Linked DNA regions of Homo sapiens: region 2 is linked to region 1. The links are chromatin contacts, found by Hi-C in ENCODE. All regions are on one chromosome and are shown on one strand. Each heading gives the region's core, a stretch centred on a gene start or an enhancer-like site at or near the end of the contact. The rest is flanking DNA. Distances are from core to core; before and after follow the strand shown. Region 1 overlaps LOC105378204 (a long non-coding RNA gene). Region 2 has its middle 150 kb from the start of SPRY4-AS1.

Region 1 (5,630 bases), core at 1,249-3,748:
GGAAGGCAGAGGTTGCAGTGAGCTGAGATTGTGTCACTGTACTCCAGCCTGGGCAACAAAGCAAGACTTCTTCTCAAAAAAAAAAAAAAAAAAAAAAAAAAAAAGGAAAGAAAGAAAAGAAAAAAGGTGGGATTCCAGAAATAAAGGAGACTTTTAAAATGGTCATTTAACAAATGGTATGGAATCCAGCTAACCATTAAAAAAAAAAAATCTGGATTACTAGCTTCCTTACCCCTAAATAAATTACTTGATCAGATATGTCCGTGTAAAAAAGAAACCATAAAAACACTAAGGAAAATAGAGCTAAGTATTTTTGTGATTTTGGGGGTGAAGACCTTCCTAAGCCTAAAAAAGAAAAAAAAAAAAAAAAAAAGGAGGGATACATTTGACTACATTTTAAAAATGTTCCCAGGTGCGGTGGCTCATGCCTGTTATTCAAGCACTTTGGAAGGCTGAGGCGGGTGGATCACTTGAGGTCAGGATTTCGAGACCAGCCTGGCCAACATGGTGAAACCGTGTCTTTATTAAAAATACAAAAATCAGCCAGGCATTGTGGCACATGCCTGTAATCCCAGCTACTTGGGAGGCTGAGGCAGGTGAATTGCTTGAACCCAGGAGGTGGAGGTTGCAGTGAGCTGAGATTGTGCCACTGCACTCTAGCCTGGGCGACAGAGTGAGACTTTGTCTCAGAAAGAAAAAAAAAAAAAAGCGAAAGAACTTCAATATGGCAAATAATGCTGCCGAGTAGACTCAAAGACAAATGATAAGCTGTGAAAAATATTTGCAATAAACAAAGGGTAATATTCCTAATATATAGAGAATGCTTATAGATCAAAGACTAATTATAAAAAGATATAAATAGGCGTGTGCATTGGATTAGCAAAGATTTTTCTCTCTTTTCTTTTTCTCTTTTTTTTAAATTTTTTTTGAGACGGAGTCTTGCTCTGTCACCCAGGCTAGAGTGCAGTGGCGTGATCTCAGCTCACTGCAAGCTCTGCCTCCTGGGTGAAAGGGATTCTCCTGCCTCAACCTCCTGAGTAGCTGGAACTACAGGCGCCCGCCACCACGCCTGGCTAATTTTTTAAATATTTTCAGTAGAAAACACGGGTTTCACTGTGTTAGCCAGGATGGTCTCAATCTCCTGACTTCGTGATCCACCCTCCTCGGCCTCCCAAAGTGCTAGGATTACAGGCATGAGCCACTACACCCGGCCCCTTTCTTTTCTTTAAAATAGAGACAGGGTCTGTGTTGTCCTGGCTCATCACAAACTCCTGAGCTCAAATAATCCTCCCACCTTGGCCTCCCAAAATGCTGGGATTATAGGCATTAGCCACCACACTCGATCAGATTAGCAAAGACTTTTTTAAAATTGCCAATAACCAATGTTGGTAAGAGTGTGGAAAAATGAGTACTGGTGTGCCCTGCTGGTGGGAATATTAATCAGTACAATCTCCCTGGAGAGCACTTTAGCAATGTAGATCAAGAATCTAAAAAAGTACTATATCTGAAAAACAGTAATTTCATTTATAGATATCCATTTTAAGGAAATAATCAAAGATGGACAAAAAAAATTTATATATAAGGAGGCCGGGTACAGTGGCTCATGCCTGTAATAACAGCACTTTGGGAGGCTGAGGTGGGCAGATGATTTGAGCCCAGGAGTTTGAGACCAGCCTGGGCAACTTGGCAAAACCCCATCTCTACTAAAAATGCAAAAAATTAATCGGCCATGGTGGTGTGCACCTGTAGTCCCAGCTACTCAGCAGGCTGAGGTGGAAGGATCACCTGATGAGCCCAGGAAAGTCGGGGCTGCAGTGAGCCGTGTCTCACTACTCACTCCAGCCTCGACCATGGGAGTGAGACTCTGTCTCAAAAAAAAAAAAAAAAAAAAAAGAGTACTCTGGCCTTCTAAAAATAGTGCTTTTCAGGAGCACAGTGATTCCCAGGAACAGAAACTATCACCAAAGTGACCTCTAGTTTATGGTTGGGGGAAAGGAGGGTGGCAGAGAGTGAGCACAATAGAAATGGGCCCATCTTTATTTTTTGTATTCAAACAATTGTTTACCTTCAAACTATATTCACTATATGTGGACAGCAAATGGAGTCTTTTAAACAGAGAAAGCTGCCAATGGAGTAAGAATTAAATATCTATTTATTGAAGGAGTGAATACATGAATAAAATAAAGATAACTGAAACACTTCTAACATGACAAAGTGTTCAGTGGAGCTCAAGCATTGCATGGTACTGGCGAGAAGCTAGCAAACACGTCTTTTCTTAGTGTTGAGACCAACTCCAGGTTAACAAGGTACAGAATCAACTGGGAGAGACTCCCATGGGTGAACAGGCTCTTTTTCTTTGTCTCCTCAATTCTGCTGGCTTGCTTCAAACTCAATTTTAGCTGGTGTGAGCCCAGCCCAGCTTCAGGCCTGCTCTCTGCAATCATTCTAATGTCATCTCAGCACACAAGGAGTTACCCACGGAAAGCCCACACCAGGAAAAACTTCCCCGAGTTTCTGTGGCCGGAAAATCTGTGTCACCAGAGGTATCACTAGAGAAGTCTCCCTTCCACCCACTGCAATTTTGAAGAATCAGGGAACACATGCAGAGACACATGATAGTTCCTGGTATCTGCAATTTATAAAACACATTTATATACATTGTCCCATTTTGCCGATCTTTAGGAGGTGAAAGACCAGGACAAGACCCACATCCTTTTCCCTGAAGTCATTCTGCTTTAGAGAAAGCAATTTTTGTCAAAGCTGATATGAAAGGTCTTTCCTTCCTGGCAAGAGACACTATTGTCCCTTCCTGAAGAAGGAAGTCTAGTCTTCAGGTAAGAGGAAGGTATATTCTTAGGCAGCTGCTGGGTTGGAAGGAAGGAACAGTGAAGTCTGTGTTTTGGAAGGGAGGAGGGAGTGACATTTTTAAGTTACAAGCCTCTTCTGGGAGAGCTGGGGACAGATCTATTTTTAGATGTGTTCCCTGACACCCAGGAAGAACTCAAAAGGTAACCAAGCACTTGGCAGGTTTCCTGAAAAGAAAGTTGTTAAGGGCTAGAGGGACTCTGTGTGTTCTGAGGCACGAAGTTTGACTTCAATCTGATGCAGTGTGTTGCCCGCCCCGCCTTTTAGCATAGTTTGGTTGCAGGATGACAGAATACTTGGGGGTGGCACAAACCCTCAAATCATGAAAGGCTAGGCCGCAGACTCACAGAGAGCTGGATGATGTGTGCCACCCTAAAACCACTTCCTGGGTGCGTGATTATGGGCATGTGACTTAACTCCTTTGAGCTCAGTTTCCTCATCTGTAAAATGAAGACTCAAACCAAATAAAGTCCTCTTAGCCCTAATCTTCTAACAACACACACACAGGCCAGGCGTGGTGAGTAATCCGTGCACTTTGGGAGGCCAAGGTGGGTGGATCACCTGAGGTCAGGAGTTCGAGACCATCTTGGCCAACATAGTGAAACCCCATCTCTACTAAAACTACAAAAATTAGCTGGGTGTGCTGGTGGACACCTGTAATCCTAGCTACTCAGGAGGCTGAGGCAGGAGAATCACTTGAACCCAAGAGGTGGAGGTTGCAGTGAGCCAAGATTGTGCCACTGCCCTCCAGCCTGGGTGACAGAGTGAGATTCCATCTCAAAAAATAAAAATAATAAAACATAATAATAACAAACACAAAATAACCTCCATATGACCTGTTCTTTCACTCATAGAACAGAGATAGAAGTAGACACTACCTCATGTGTTTATTTTAATAAAAAAAGATGATAAATATAAAATTGTTCGGCACAGTCCCTCACTTAAAGTAACTGCTCAAGTCATGTGTTATTCAAACAGCATTCTTGGGACTCATGACGTCAGAGGCCCCTTGTTAGGGCATTGAACAATAAAAAATGTGCCTTACAACTTTTTATGGTGAAATACATCAAGGAGAATGTAACCTGGTGTTCTGGAGCAGCTATAAACTAATCTGACCATGCTTGCTGATGAAGTGATACTGGCTCACCAGGTAAAGGCAAGAGGGTGTTTGGTGTGTCGAGAGCCAAAAACACAGCCTCCCTCAGCCATGAAGCAGGTGGCCTATTATTCTGCTAGAAATGGAAATCCAAGGTTTTGTGGCCTGTTTTGCCATAAGGAACTCAGGAAAGGCCTCATTGCCAGGTGGTGTCTTACCTTGTACCCCGATTCTTTTTTTTTTTTTTTGAGATGGCGTTTTGCTCTTGTTGCCCAGGCTGGAGTGCAATGGCTCGATCTTGGCTCACTGCAACCTCCGCCTCCTGGGTTCAAGCAATTCTCCTGCCTCAGCCTCCCAAGTAGCTGGGATTACCGGCATGGGCCACCATGCCTGGCTAATTTTGTATTTTTAGTAGAGACGGGGTTTCTCCATGTTAGTCAGGCTGGTCTCGAACACCTGACCTCAGGTGATCCGCCCACCTCGGCCTCCCAAAGTGGTGGGATTACAGGTGTGAGCCACTGCGCCCAGCCACCTTGTACCCCGATTCTTTCATAACAGTGCTCACTCCAGGGGAGGAAGTTGACACGGAGAGGGGCTTGTCTTTGCTGCTCTCTGTGGGTTTTAGTTACTGAAGATGTGACAAAGGACTGTCCCAACTTGGGGATAAGGTTAGGGAGAAGTTATGAATAACTGGGCCAGGATTTCTATTGTACTTAAAAAAACTCAGCAGCCAGGCATGGTGGCTCACGCCTCTAATTCCAGCACTTTGGGAGGCCAAGGCAGGTGGATCACCTGAGGTCAGGAGTTCGAGACCAGCCTAGCCAAAATGATGAAACCTGTCTCTGCTAAAAATACAAAAATCAGCTGGGCGTGGTGGCTCACGCCTGTAATCCCAGCTACTAGGGAGGCTGAGGCAGGAGAATTGCTTGAACCTGGGAGGCGGAGGTTGCAGCGAGCCAAGCTCGTGCCACTGCACTTCCAGCCTGGGCAACAGAGCAAGACTCTGTCTAAAAACAAAACAAAACAAACAAAACAAAAACTCAGGTATTATTTTCTGGTCCTCGTGTAATCTTATTTAGAACTAGAGATTCTCTTGTACTTTGCCTGAGGCCTGCTGAGTCACCTGAGCAGAGCTCCCTGAAGACTTGTAGTAACCAGCGTGCATGCCCACAAGCTGCTGCTGAGTGCAAGCCAACACGGCTTCTTCCACTAAGGGCCCCTGAGGGTCACTTCTCTTCTGCGTCATAATTAACACATATGCGTCTCCCCTGACACACTGCAGAGCTCCTAGCTTTAGCATTTCCCGTGTGCAATCGTGTTTCTGCTGATACTCTCTAAATACAGTGAGAAAACTACCGTCCTAGGAAATGTGAGAACCCCTTGACTTATCTTACGAATCAGTGTGGGAGCTTGGAGAAGTGAAGCACCTTCTCTACTCACCTTGTTCTCTTTTCAAGGCACTTGGTTAAGACAACTGGTTGGAACATTGTGTCCAAAGATGAGGTTCAGAGACTTCATTTCCTTGTAGATGAACACTACGCTGTTCCTCATTTCTTGGCCACCCACAACACCTTGTAAGGGAGGAAAAAATAATTTTCCTTCCACCCTTCTAAGTTATCTGCTGGGGCTCCTGTAACAAAAGACAGATTAACAAGAGAAAAAACAAACA
Region 2 (5,630 bases), core at 1,711-4,210, 380 kb after region 1:
GAGGTTTAGAAGCATAGACGGCTATGTGACATGGTTCTCTAGGAGAACGAGTCGGAGGTCCGTCTCAGCACCTTAACTTCCCAGCTGGCCACTTCTAGGTGTGGAATTGAGGAAGTGTTGCCACAGCCCACAGGTGCAGGTGAGAATGTGCGCCTGTGTTGAGGAGGCTGGGGGAGGTGGATGGAGCATTCGGCTCCACGGCCTTGGATGCGCAGACTTGTGGGGCCTTTCTCACTCTGCTTTTGTGTGGCCAGACCCCTAAGCACTGGACTCCTGTTCCCTCCAGGGACCTCTCTCCTGCTGTCTCCTCACTCTCTGCTTCTGAGAGTAAGAGATGGGGCCTATTTTTGCTCTGTCTGCCCTCCTTCCCAGGAGGCTGAGAAATAACTTGGACTGAGGCCTGCCCCATTGAAGAAGGCCTGACAGTTCTTTTTTTGCCCACTTGTCATGTTGTCTGTCTGTTCATTCATTCCCATTCATTCTCTCCAGGGTCCACCCTTACCCTCCTCTGGCTGGAGAGGACTGGGAGAGTGGCCTAGGTTTACTCCGTTCTAGGCATTGGGTCCGTCGCCCCATTTGTCTTGCTTGTTCTTCTTGCTGGTGTGTTGTGGTGGCTGGCTCTGGGTGGAGGCACAGATTTGGGTCTGGGGGTGGGCATTCAAGAAAACCCCTTGGGGCACTCAAGCCTCGCTAGCTCCAGTGAGGGAGCTCGCAAGCCAGCCAGTGTTGCTGGGGTTCTACTCAGAGCCAGAGGCCAACCAGCCAATAATAAGGTGTTACTTTGCCTTGCTCTGTCCTCCTTGCACCCCTTTCCCTTGGGGCCTCATGGGGAAGGGTGGCTGATTTGTGGTAGGATTTGGGTTTTCTGTGTCCTGGCCAGTCCCTTCATGATGCCCTGTTACTCTCACTCCTGCAGACTCTGTGTGCCTATGAGTGATGAGCAAACTTTGTTAGGTGAGTGGGGTCCAGATGGAAAATGATGGGAAAAACCATGCTAATGTCATGATGCATTGAACAGGAAAGCCACTGATGGAGATGAAAGCATTTGTGTAAAGTAGCCTGGAAGCCTGGAAAGGGAGGGGAACTGTGGGAATTGACGGGAAAGGGAAGTCAGAAGGCCTGGCTTCTAGATGGAAGTCCTGTTTGAAGGGAAAATTAGTGATGCTTAAAATACTATGTTTAACATAAATTAAAGGGGATTTTGACTAGAATCTGGAGTAAATCTTATTTGTCTGACACTTAAATCCTTGCTTCTAGAATGCCCTCTCCTTGCAAAATAACAGTATTTCAGGTTTTGGTTACAATGCTGTATGAATAGATCTTGGTTTAGAAGGGCAATTGATCAGCCCCATGTGAGAGTTATTTACAGTACCTTTCCTTTTAGTAACATCTGAAACAAAGGTTGGTTTTTTAAAAAGTCTTTGTAGCATTCCTGACAAAACTTAAGAGACTTGCCTGATGGCACCGCTACATGCAGTTTGGTTTGTAATCTAGGGACAGTTCCAGCATGCAGAGATTCAGAGTGGGTTTCTTTGTGGTTTGTCTGCACCTGCCGGAGATCTGGTGCACCTATTAAACTTACAAGGCAGCTATTAGCCACCAACTGACACCAAGATTATAGGTTAAACTCTGAATTGGTTTAAACGGTGTCATCTGTCCACCAGGGCAGAGAGCAAGGTGGGGGGCATGTGTTTGGCAAATGGTAGGAAGTCACTCCAGCCTGGGGAGGAAAGTCTGATTATTAGCAACGGTAACACACAAAGAGGAGCGGGGTTGGGGTGGGCTTGTTGGAAAAGCCTTGAACCTGGAGTCAGAGAGACCCAAGTGTTGAATCCTGATTGTGTAACTCTGGTAAGCCTCAGTTTGTCATCTTGAAAATGGGAATGATAGGCCGGGCACGGTGGCTCACGCCTGTAATCCCAGCACTTTGGGAGGCCAAGGAGGGCAGATCATGAGGTCCGGAGATTGAGACCATCCTGGCTAACACAGTGAGACCCCGTCTCTACTAAAAATAGAAAAAAATTAGCCGGGCGTGGTGGCGGGCGCCTGTAGTCTCAGCTACTTGGGAGGCTGAGGCAGGAGAATGGCGTGAACCCAGGAGGCAGAGCTTGCAGTGAGCTGAGATCGCGCCACTGCACTCCAGCCTGGGTGACAGAGCGAGACTCCATTTCAAAAAAAAGAAAAAAGAAAGAAAATGAGAATGATAATACCTGATTTACAAAACAGAATTCAATGAATTTGAATTCACACAATTCTTGCTGACGTTCACACAATTCTTGCTGACACATTCACACAATTCTTGTGACATTCACACAATTCTTGCTGACATTCTTGCTGAATTGTGACATTCACACAATTCTTGCTGACACAGTACCTCACACCTGTAATCCCAGCACTTTGGGAGATTGAGGCAGGTGGATCTCCTGAGGCCAGGAGTTCAAAACCAGCCTGGCCAACATGGCAAAACCTCATCTCTACTAAAAATACAAAAATCAGCTGGGCGTGGTGGTGCATGTCTGTAATCCCAGCTACTCGGGAGGCTGAGGCACAAGAATCGCTTGAACCTGGGAGGCGGAGGTTGCAATGAGCTGAGATCGTGCCACTGCATTCCAGCCTGGGTGATAGAGCAAGATTCTGTCTTAAAAAACAAAACAAAACAAAACAAAACAAAAAACAAAAAAAAAGCTACACCGAGCTGCCTTAGTAGAAAAATAGCAGCAGCAGCATTGAAAAGAGAATTTTGTACAAGTCTCCAGCCTGCTGAATAGGGTAATTGAGAGAAAAGTTAAGCGTGCAGCTCTGGAGTCACACAGACTTGGATTCAAGTCTTGGCTGTGATACTTACATATGCTCAGGGTGTGCGACCTAGGGTGACCTCTCTGAGCCACAGTGTCCTCATTAGGATCATGGTAACATACATATCTATAGAGTCATGAAGAGTAAATGACACTACAATACAGTGCTGGGCTCACAGCTCCGGAAATGCTCATAGGCTCCGGAAATGCTCAGTCACCTTCTCTGTTAGTCACCTTGTTCCATCAAGCAGCATTTTTTCCTCTTGCATCACCACTACTTACTCTAAACTGGATTTTACCCTGAGTAGGGTAAAATTTTTCCCCTCTTCCTACAAGTACCCCCAGAAGCTTCCTACAAGCATGCCCCAGACTTTACTAATTGCAGGCCACCTGCCCAATTTCTGCCACCATTGCCTGCCTCCTCCATTGTTATTTAATATTTCTTCAAATTAACTTTTTAATACTTAAATGCATTTAAAGAAAACTTCACATCACTATTATAAGCAAATAGCGAATAGATCTTTAAATAGAATGTCTATGAATCACCTAAAATCCTCATATGTGCTCTCAGACACATCCACGTTATACTTGGGGAAATACTGGTCTGGTCCTTTACTCTTTAAAGTGTGGTCTCTGGACCGCAGCCTCAGCATGCCTGAGAATTGTTAGAAATGCAGTATCTCAGACCCCATCCCATACCTCCTGAATGAGAATCTGCATTTTTAGAAGATCCCCAATGATGGACATACTTTTTTGGGGGGAATTTATTACATTTTTTATTGAAGTGACATTCATATGCACACTTTTAAAGTTTGAGAAGCAGTAGTCTAGGGGATCTTTAAAATCCCTTCCAACTCTGGTGTGTGCCTATAGCCCAGTGACTTGTAACTCTGGAGCAGAAGGATTGCTTGAACCCAGGAGTTTGAGGCCAGACTGGGCAACATAGCAAGACCCTGTCTCTGAAAAAAAAATTCTTCTAGTTCTAACAACAAAGGTCAACTATTGATATTACTCTCTCTCTTTCTGAAATCCAGATCCATATTTCCAACTGACATATTCTACTTCAGGCCTAAACCTTGCCTTTCCCCACCTCCTCATCCTTGTAACCTTAGAAGCATCCATCATTAACTCCTTCCTCCCTGTTCCCTGACATCAGTTCTTGCCAAGGATGCCCAACCCTGTCTCCATCAGCCTCTCTCTGTCCATTCCTATAGCTCCAATTGCACTTCCAGTCCCTTACATCTTAGTGCCTGGGCTGTCACCCTCTCCTTCATTCTCTTTCCTCCAACTCTTGACAGCTCTGTATTCTTTTTTTTTTTTTTTTGAGATGGCAGAGTCTCACTCTGTCTCCCAGGCTGGAGTGCAGTGGTGCGATCTCAGCTCACTGCAACCTCTGCCTCTTGGGTTCAGGCAATTCTCCTGCCTCAGCCTCCCAAGTAGCTAGGACTACAGGTGCCCGCCACCATGCCCAGCTAGTTTTTTTTTTTTTTTTTGAGATGGAGTCTCGCTCTGTTGCCCAGGCTGGAGTGCAGTGGCATGATCTTGGCTCACTGCAAGCTCCGCCTCCCAGGCTGGAGTGCAATGGCATGATCTTGGCTCACTGCAAGTCCCGCCTCCCAGGTTCACGCCATTCTCCCGCCTCAGCTTCCCGAGTAGCTGGGACTGTAGGTGCCCACCACCACGCCTGGCTAATTTTTTGGTATTTTTAGTAGAGACGGGGTTTCACCATGTTAGCCATGATGGTCTCCACCTCCTGACCTGGTGTTCTACCCGTCTCGGCCTCCCAAAGTGCTGGGATTAGAGGTGTGAGCCACCCCGCCAGGCCACATCCAGCTAATTTTTTGTATTTTTAGTAGAGACTGGGTTTCACCGTGTTAGCCAGGATGGTCTCGATCTCCTGACCTCATGATCCGCCTACCTCGGTCTCCCAAAGTGTTGGGATTACAGGCGTGAGCCACCGCGCCCGGCCCAGACAGCTCTGTATTCTTAAGGCAGCGTTGATCGTCTCAGTCCACTGCTCAGTTACCTTTAGTAATTCCCTATTATCTACCACATAGTAGCCAGGCTCCTTGGTCTGTCACTTAAGGCTCTCCACTAAGTGACTGATTGTGAGCTCTCACCTGCATATACCCTGAGCTGTAGATAAGTCAGAGGAGCTATTGCTTTATGTATGCAAAGCTTTCCTGCCCCTGCATCCTTGACTAAGGATTTCTCATTTCTGAAATGCATTTTTCTCCAACCTCCCTATTTGCTATCTCCATCTCTGAAAACTCTTAACAGCCTGAGAACCCTGCTCACATTTCACCCCCTCCCTGAAGCCTTCTGTGGCTCCCCAACTGCATAGCTGTCCTTACACGTCATAGCATGATGATGATCTCTGCCCAGAGGCAGTTACATTAGTACAAACCTTAACTCTTCAATTCTGTGTAGCAGGTGCCACTCCCAGTGCCACAGAGTCAATTTAATTTTCTTATAACTAAGTTTCTTTTCTGAGCTCCCCTTCTGCTTGTGAATATACCATCCCATTCCCCACCCTACTCCCTTTGCCTCAGGGCAGCATCTATATTCTAGAGGATTAGGGCCAAGGCAAGATGGGATCTCTTGCCTTGTGTCATCTGTCTATTTACTAGAATGCATGTCATCCTGTCCAGTCCTTAGTCACAGGGACTGGACAGTATGCTTCTTTGTCCCTTGTTTCCCTCTGCAAGACCTCGTTAGGTCCTGCAACTCTGCTCTTCCTGCATTGTCATCTCCCTTAGGCCCATGGGACCCTTCTTCTGCCCCACACCATGCTGGGGGCAAGGGAACTCTGCATGGTTGCCTAGCACCCGGATG

What was found. Hi-C counts contacts between places; a loop is a spot of excess contacts on that map. Pooled maps may share reads with other maps.
Region 2: a loop to region 1 is called in a pooled map, with 5 times the contacts of the local background. The contact joins two enhancer-like sites. A Hi-C loop is called at or near these places in 2 of 50 pooled maps.

Annotation. Positions count from the first base shown.
Region 1 is chr5:142,092,718-142,098,347 of GRCh38, forward strand. LOC105378204 (a long non-coding RNA gene) reads right to left here. Exons shown (of 3, transcript XR_944368.3): 2 at 5,402-5,591. Among named protein-coding and RNA genes, the nearest start is that of NDFIP1, 13 kb to the right of the region's middle. Within about 2 kb of position 2,499, at least 10 of the 41 ENCODE cell types and tissues checked have a DNase peak (open chromatin) inside an H3K27ac peak, as active enhancers do.
Region 2 is chr5:142,469,516-142,475,145 of GRCh38, forward strand. No RefSeq gene overlaps it. Among named protein-coding and RNA genes, the nearest start is that of SPRY4-AS1, 150 kb to the left of the region's middle. RefSeq lists enhancers at 2,789-3,083, 4,985-5,553, 5,554-5,630. Within about 2 kb of position 2,961, at least 7 of the 41 ENCODE cell types and tissues checked have a DNase peak (open chromatin) inside an H3K27ac peak, as active enhancers do.